Linked DNA regions of Homo sapiens: regions 2 and 3 are each linked to region 1. A link is an interaction called in ENCODE POLR2A ChIA-PET data of the cell type or tissue named here. Cell type or tissue: PC-9. All regions are shown on one strand.

Region 1 (2,500 bases):
CCTGGGCCGGGGCCCTGAGGACGAGATAGGGGACCCCTTGGCATAGGGCCCTGCCCCGTCGGACTGCCCCCAGAAAGCCTCCTGCCCCCTGCCAGTGAAGTCCTTCAGTGAGCCCCTCCCCAGCCAGCCCTTCCCTGGCCCCGCCGGATGTATAAATGTAAAAATGAAGGAATTACATTTTATATGTGAGCGAGCAAGCCGGCAAGCGAGCACAGTATTATTTCTCCATCCCCTCCCTGCCTGCTCCTTGGCACCCCCATGCTGCCTTCAGGGAGACAGGCAGGGAGGGCTTGGGGCTGCACCTCCTACCCTCCCACCAGAACGCACCCCACTGGGAGAGCTGGTGGTGCAGCCTTCCCCTCCCTGTATAAGACACTTTGCCAAGGCTCTCCCCTCTCGCCCCATCCCTGCTTGCCCGCTCCCACAGCTTCCTGAGGGCTAATTCTGGGAAGGGAGAGTTCTTTGCTGCCCCTGTCTGGAAGACGTGGCTCTGGGTGAGGTAGGCGGGAAAGGATGGAGTGTTTTAGTTCTTGGGGGAGGCCACCCCAAACCCCAGCCCCAACTCCAGGGGCACCTATGAGATGGCCATGCTCAACCCCCCTCCCAGACAGGCCCTCCCTGTCTCCAGGGCCCCCACCGAGGTTCCCAGGGCTGGAGACTTCCTCTGGTAAACATTCCTCCAGCCTCCCCTCCCCTGGGGACGCCAAGGAGGTGGGCCACACCCAGGAAGGGAAAGCGGGCAGCCCCGTTTTGGGGACGTGAACGTTTTAATAATTTTTGCTGAATTCCTTTACAACTAAATAACACAGATATTGTTATAAATAAAATTGTAAAAAAAAAAAAAAAAAAAAAGGCCAAAAAAAAAAAAAAGAAAGAAAAAAAGCCGCTGGTGTCTGCCTGTGTGTGAGAGACGCTGGGAGCTGGGGCTGCGCTTTCCTGCTTCGGCCACCAGAGGGAGACCTGCCCCGTGCTGGAGGCAGGCTGGCGCGTGGTTTTTAGTGCCCTTCTCCCAGGGCCCTCCCCCTCTCCATCTTACTGTGCCCGGGAAGCGGGTGGCACTGGACTTGACATGGAAGATCTGCTTCTCCTGGCTGTGTGACCTTCAGCCATGACTTCGAGTCTCCAGATTTTGTGTTCCCTCTGGGTCTAGGACACTAACTCAGATCTGTTTCTCTGCATTCACTTCTACCAGACACCACCCCCCTACCCAAAATGATCACCCACAGTGAGAAGCCCCACTATAAGAAGTGAATACACTGAGGCTGCAAAGGTTTTCTCATCCTTCAGGGTCCTCCCATGCGGTTCTCTCTGCCTGAGTCTGCTCTTGAAGCACTGACGTCTCACTTTGTGGAGACTAATGAATCAAATGCGAAGTAAAATGCTGCATTCCAGAGCCAGGTGTCTCCTGCGGTAAAGGAGAGCTGGGAAGACCAGTTTGCCAGGCCCTCTAGGCCCCCAGCAGCTCCAGCTCACCAATCATTTCAGTCATTCCAGGGGGTAACAGGAAAAAACTGTCAATCAAAAGTGTCCAGGTCCATTTCAACCCCTGCCTAGAGGGGGAAACTTCTTGCAGAAAGTTGCACAGTTTACACTGCCCAGGACTAGAGAGGGTTTGAGTCCCAGTACAGCAAATATGAGCTCAGGAAGGGTGGCTGCAAATGTCTGAAGATCCCTTACCCAACTCCCAACCAGGAAGTGCTGCCTTTCATTCCTCCTCCCTCACTGGTTCAACTCCAGGAGATTCCTCCCAGGCTTCCTTCTGCCTTGGGGAAGCTACAAGTCTAGGCACCTGTGGAAAGAGGAGCCCTCCCCTTCCCTTCTTAGCCTTCAGAAGCTCTCTCCAACCTCATCCTCCAAGCCAACTCTGAGATCCTCCCCTGCCTTCAAAAGGGCCCTGGATGGGCAACTGCGGGGAAACAGAATCCGTGGTTGCCGAGTAGGAGGTCTGTGTCCCAATCTGGCCACCAGGTGGTGTCTGTACGCCTGGAGCACCGCCTATCCTGAAGCCCCACACAGCCCCCGCCTCAGCACTCATTATGCACCTGCGGGGGACCCCAGCCCAGTCTCTCGCTTCCTTCTCTCCGGCTATTTTGCCACACCCCTCCACCCTCTGCCAGCCAGCTCCCCTCCCTGCCCCAGCGCCTGCCTGCTCCCACCACCACCAGCCCCAACCCTGCCCCTCTGCCATCGGTGCATCTGGTGCCCCCCGGGAGCCACTGATCTCTGCCTGTCACCTCAAGATCCTGGGCAGAGCGACAAGGGACCCCCGCTGCAGCTTGGAAGGCATACCCCTCCAGTCAGCATCCCCCACTCCGCCTGTCAGGACCTGCTAGGAGAAGGTCCACCAGGAGGCAGTTTCTCAAACTACCCACCCGGGAGGCAGGTGGGAAGCCCTCACCTTGGCCTGAGAGATGGGAAGAACCAGGGACAGAGGCTGAGAACCAGGGACAGAAGCTGATACCGAATGAGAGGCAGAAACCCAGAGGCGGAGAGACAGGGG
Region 2 (2,500 bases), 130 kb before region 1:
CTCCAGCCTGGGCGACAGAGCAAGACTCCGTCTCAAAAAATAAGAAAACAAAAAAAAACACGGAGGCTGAGCATGGTGGCTCACGCCTGTAATCCCAGCACTTTGGGAGGCCAAGGCGGGCGAATCACGAGATCAGGAGTTCAAGACCAGCCTGGCCACCATAGTGAAACCCCGTCTCTACTAAAAATACAAAAATTAGCTGGGCGTATGGCGGGCACCTGTAAACCCAGCTACTCAGGAGGCTGAGGCAGGAGAATCACTTGAACCTGGGAGGCGGAGGTTGCAGCAGTGAGCCAAGATCAGTGCCACTGCACTCCAGCCCGGTGACAGAGTAAGACTCAGTCTAAACAACAACAACAACAACAAAAACTCAAAGGAAATCTGAATAAACTGTAGACTTTAGTTAATAATAATGTTTCAATACTGTTTCATTAATGGTGCTAAATGTACCATACTAATGTCAGATAATAATTGAGGAAATTGAATGTAGGGTATATAGGAATTCACCATATTATCTTTTCAATTTTTCTGTACATGTAATGTTTCTAAAAATAAAGTTGGCTAGCCTCAGTGGTTCACACCTGTGATCCCAGCACTTTAGGAGACCGGGTCTGAGGATGGCTTGAGCCCAGGAATTCAAGACCAGCCTGGGCAACATAGTAGGACTCTGTCTTTACAAAAATACAAAAATTAGCCAAGTGTGTTGGCACGTGCCTGTAGTCCCAGCTGCTCAGGAGGCTGAGATGGGACGATCACTTGAGTCTGGGAGGTTGAGCCTGCAGTGAGCCATGATCATGCCTCTGCACTCCACCCTGGGTGACAGAGTAAGACCTTGTTGCTAAAAAAATGAATAAATTGGGCAGGTGCAGTGGCTCATGCCTGTAATCCCAATGTCTTGGGAGGCCGAGGCAGGTGGATCACTTGAGCCTAGGAGTTTGAGACCAGCCTGGGCAACATAGTGAAACCCCGTCTCTACAAAGAATACAAAAAAAAAAAAAATTAGCCAGGTGTGGTGGCATGCACCTGTGGTCCCAGCTACTTGGGAGGTTGACGTGGGAGAATCACCTGAGCCTGGGAAGTCAAGACTGCAATGAGCTGTGATTGCACCACTGTGCAGCCTAGGTGACAGAGTGAGACCCTGTCTCAAAATAAATAAATAAAATAAAATAAAGGCTAATATATATGTATAGATATGTATATGTATTTTTTTATGTGTAGGTATATATACACATATATATACACATACTTCATTTTTTTTTATCAGGCCCCATTCTCATCATTCAGAGCTTGCTCTTTGGTTTTCACTAAAGCAAATCCAGGGGAACTAATTTCAGAAGATCACTGACCACTGACTATTAAAATATATAAATGAAGTGTATGGTAATGAGACTGGCTGTCCATAAACACATTACAACTTATCATCCAAATGAGTGCTGTCATTTCAAGATAGTCATTCAAGAAGCTTTTAGCTTTGTTTTAATGAGGACACTGCTCAAAACAACAAGAATCTCCTTCAGAGTCTATAACACACAATGCAATGAATATTCATTATCTGCAGGTGGATTGGATTTATGCAAATAGCCAAAAGAACTCAGGCCAACACTGATGAGTAAATGGGGTGGGAAATCTGGATGGTTAATGTGTTTCAAAATTTTTTGGATTTTTGAAAGATAGTATGGTGCATATACAAAATATAAAGCAACAATCCCAATGCATCAGGACAGCACCCAGTAATCAAACAAATTAATATTTCTGGAATGACACATATGACTTCATACTGTGGTAAGTGAAAGATGGAAAAGTGAAAACTATAAATAACCTTATGTAAGTTTAGGTCAGGTTCTGCCACAAAATAAATTCAGTTCAGATTAGGTTTTATTGTCAAATATGTTATGAAAAAGATTTTGTTTTTGTTTTTGAGACGGAGTTTTGCTTTTATCGCCCAGGCCAGAGTGCAATGGCGTGATCTCAGCTTGCTGCAACTTCTGCTTCCCAGGTTCAAGCGATTCTCATGCCTCCACCTCCCGAGTAGCTGGGATTACAGGCGCCCGCCACCACGCCCAGTTAATTTTTGTTTTCTTCTGTTTTGTTTTGTTTTGTTTTGTTTTGAGACCGAGTCTCACTCTGTCACCCAGGCTGGAGTGCGATGGCGCGATCTCGGCTCACTGCAACTTCTGCTTCCCAGGTTCAAGCGATTCTCGTGCCTCCACCTCCCGAGTAGCTGGGATTACAGGCATGCGCCACCACGCCCAGGTAATTTTTGTATTTTTAGTAGAGACGGGGTTTCGCTATGTTGGCCGGCTTGTCTTGGACTCCTGACCTCAGGTGATCCACCCACCTCAGCCTCCCAAAGTGCTGAGATTAAGGGCATAAACCACAGTACCCGGTCAAGCTTTTGGTTTTCATAATTTTTTTAAATTTAGGAATTGTGGATAAAGGATTTGCAGGCCACGAATATTTGATGAAGGCTATTCCAGAGTTTTGAGAAGGAACACTCCAT
Region 3 (2,500 bases), 65 kb before region 1:
GGAGCCTGCCCCAGAGAAAACTCTGGAAGCAGAAATAGAATAGAAAGAAGGAAGGAGGCCAGGAAATGAGCCTGGTTCACATGTGTCCTGGGCCATGTGAGTCAGACCTGTTGTGGAGTCCTGAGAGCCCCCGAGGGCCCCCCTGAGGCCCTGCAGTGTGTGAACATTCCTCTTCAATGCCCCAGGGCTGCTGACCCTCCTGCCTCAGGCCCAGTGTTATCCCCCTGGATTGGGTGGGTCATCTCTTTTCCTCCCACCTGAGATTACCTCCCCCTCCCCTCTGCCGCTGGCCCAGTGGTTTGGGGAGGTCTATGAGGCTCGAATTCCAAGACCAGAGAACTCCATGGTGAGAGCCGGAAGAGAAGGCAAGACCCTTGGCCAGTACCAAGAGCAGCCCTGGCTTTCACTACTGCTTTCTCAAAGGGGCTATGCATTGATTTGATTTTAGATGGTACCTGGACAAGCTTTTTTTTTTTTTTTTTAACTGTTATAGTTACGTTTTTATTTGATATGCATTAGGAAACTCCTGTAACTAGCACATCAAATCTGTTACTTCAGCAATTGTTTAGCATGCAGCGAAATAAGAAAAGTAAGTTAATTGAAATAACTGGTAATAAACAGTAGCGCAAGCTGTACATAAGCATGGTAGACATTTTGAAAGTGATACACAAAAGACTAAAGTTCTGAAAATTGAGGCCCAGAGGGATCAACAGGCCTGATAGTCCCTTAGTCAGGAACCAGGCCTGCGCACTCTCACCCCCACCTCTGACCAGTCTCTCAGCTCCAGAGGCCTATGGAGCCTGTAACCCAGCTTTGTCCAGCCTCCTGCCAGGCTGCCCCTGGGCAGGCCTGGTGGTGCAGTCTACCGACCCCAGCCCAGCCCTGCATTTCCTAAGCTGAGCTCCTCTGATCTGTATTCCCTTCACCTTGGAGGATGCCACCACTGTAGAAAGAATGAGGCAGACTGCAAGATTGGGGTCCTGGGAACATGGGTGTGTATGGTGAGGGGAGGTTCTGAGGTTGTAAATAGAGGCCTTGAAGGAAATCGGGTTTGCTGAAGTCACTCAGGAGTTTGGACTGTGTGTGAAAGGATGGTCTGAAGGGGCTCTCAGAGGTCTCAGGGTTCCCCTCCCTGCACCATGCTGCATGGGGAAGAAGGAGGTGGCTGGGGAGCTCAGCAAAGGGCCCCTAGGCTGCAGGCAGCAAGGTTGCGAAATGGGTCCCAGGTCCAGCTGGCCAACTTCACTTTTCCCTTCCTCTCCCTTTCTTTTATTTATTTATTTTTTTAGTGTGTGTGTTTTCGAAATCACAACAGGAAATGGGGTAGTGATTTGTCTAGAGGGGAGGCAAAGAAGGGGCAGACAGCAGTCCCTCTGAGTCTAATGAACTGGCTGCTGCTGCTGGAAGGGGTGCTACCTCCCCACTGTGCTGGGCACCCCTGGACCCTCTCAGCCTCCCACCCTGCCTACAAAGCACTTCCAGACTTCACATGTGAAAGCTAACCATGCCCATCCTTGGCCTTTCTGACCCATGGGATGCCAGGCTGTTTGGGGAGGGGTGGCTCTAGCCACCCCACTCTTTGGCCTTAGGCCCCCTGCATCCTGGCACTTTTGCTTCCCATTCCTGTTCTGAGTTTCCTAATCATTTAACAGCTCACTCTTGCTCCTCCTCTCTCCTGGCCCGGGCCAGCCCTGTGTCTCCCGGCCCAGATCCAGCCCTGTCCTCTCCTCCCCCGCTGTCTCCTTGAAATTGCCTCTCCACCCAGACTGCTCCCAGCACTCCCCTTGCTGTTTTCAAGCCAAAGGAAGTAACTTAAGCAAGAGAGATGTGTTTTAGAGCCCGGCAAGGATTTCTCAATAGAGGGAAGACCCTAAGATGGGCTGAGTGGAATCCAGGCATCATCCCTGGGATCTAGGTCGAAATGCCTCTTGGGGACCTAAGCCAGGCAGGGGAAGGTAGCAGGACATAACCACAGGCTGGAATCACAGGCAGGAGCAGGAAGAGAGCCCAGGAGAACGAGGTGACACAACACGGCTAAGCTCCAGACTGGCTGGTGGAAGGAAGAGCTGAAGTCGGGACCCAGCAGGAAACAAGGAGCATGAGGCCACATCGTTTAGCAGAGCTTCTGCCAGGCTCGCCAGGAGGTCTCCTTCCCACCTTCGAAGTCCTCAGACTCTCCGCCATCTCTCCCAGGCCCAGGCGAGATCCCTGAGTAGGATTACTAGACAGACTGTCCTCTCCCACTGTCTTGGAGTGTCCCAAGGCCAGAGAGGCAGGATCCTGGCAGTAGAAGAGAGGGGGAAAATGATGTCCCAGCTCTAGAACAACAGACTCAGTCTTCAATAAATATTTGTTCAATGGATCAATACATGTGTGTCAGACGCCTGAGACAAAGACAAAAGGCAGCGCTCTCCTTACAGTATTTGCAGTCAGGTGAAGAGGCCATGATCAAAGAAGCTCCAGAGGCCTATGGAGCCTGTAACAGGAAAACTTCCTTCTT

Evidence for each region. ChIA-PET counts read pairs that join two places held together with the same protein. Peaks named below come from ENCODE experiments on the same cell type or tissue, not always from the same donor. Only the 100,000 strongest peaks of a DNase experiment are listed, where the experiment ranks them.
Region 2: POLR2A ChIA-PET joins it to region 1 with 33 read pairs; 13 of 35 experiments call an interaction of 5 or more read pairs at or near these places.
Region 3: POLR2A ChIA-PET joins it to region 1 with 25 read pairs; 7 of 35 experiments call an interaction of 5 or more read pairs at or near these places.

The regions. Positions count from the first base shown.
Region 1 is chr12:57,212,510-57,215,009 of GRCh38, forward strand. It overlaps LRP1 (LDL receptor related protein 1), which reads left to right. Exons shown (of 89, transcript NM_002332.3): 89 at 1-852. The coding sequence ends at 46. Among named protein-coding and RNA genes, the nearest start is that of NXPH4, 3.0 kb to the right of the region's middle. RefSeq lists a silencer at 880-929 and an enhancer at 2,163-2,500. In PC-9, CTCF peaks have their summits at 993 (motif pointing right), 1,983 (motif pointing right) and 2,186; DNase peaks (open chromatin) are centred at 982, 1,412 and 1,892; H3K4me3 peaks cover 891 bases; H3K27ac peaks cover 1,358 bases.
Region 2 is chr12:57,081,873-57,084,372 of GRCh38, forward strand. It overlaps a transcript of NEMP1 not described here. Among named protein-coding and RNA genes, the nearest start is that of NEMP1, 4.3 kb to the left of the region's middle. In PC-9, no CTCF peak of the experiment used is centred here; no DNase peak of the experiment used is centred here.
Region 3 is chr12:57,147,692-57,150,191 of GRCh38, forward strand. All of the region lies in intron 6 of LRP1 (LDL receptor related protein 1), which reads left to right. Among named protein-coding and RNA genes, the nearest start is that of LRP1-AS, 1.3 kb to the left of the region's middle. RefSeq lists an enhancer at 1,328-2,255. In PC-9, no CTCF peak of the experiment used is centred here; no DNase peak of the experiment used is centred here.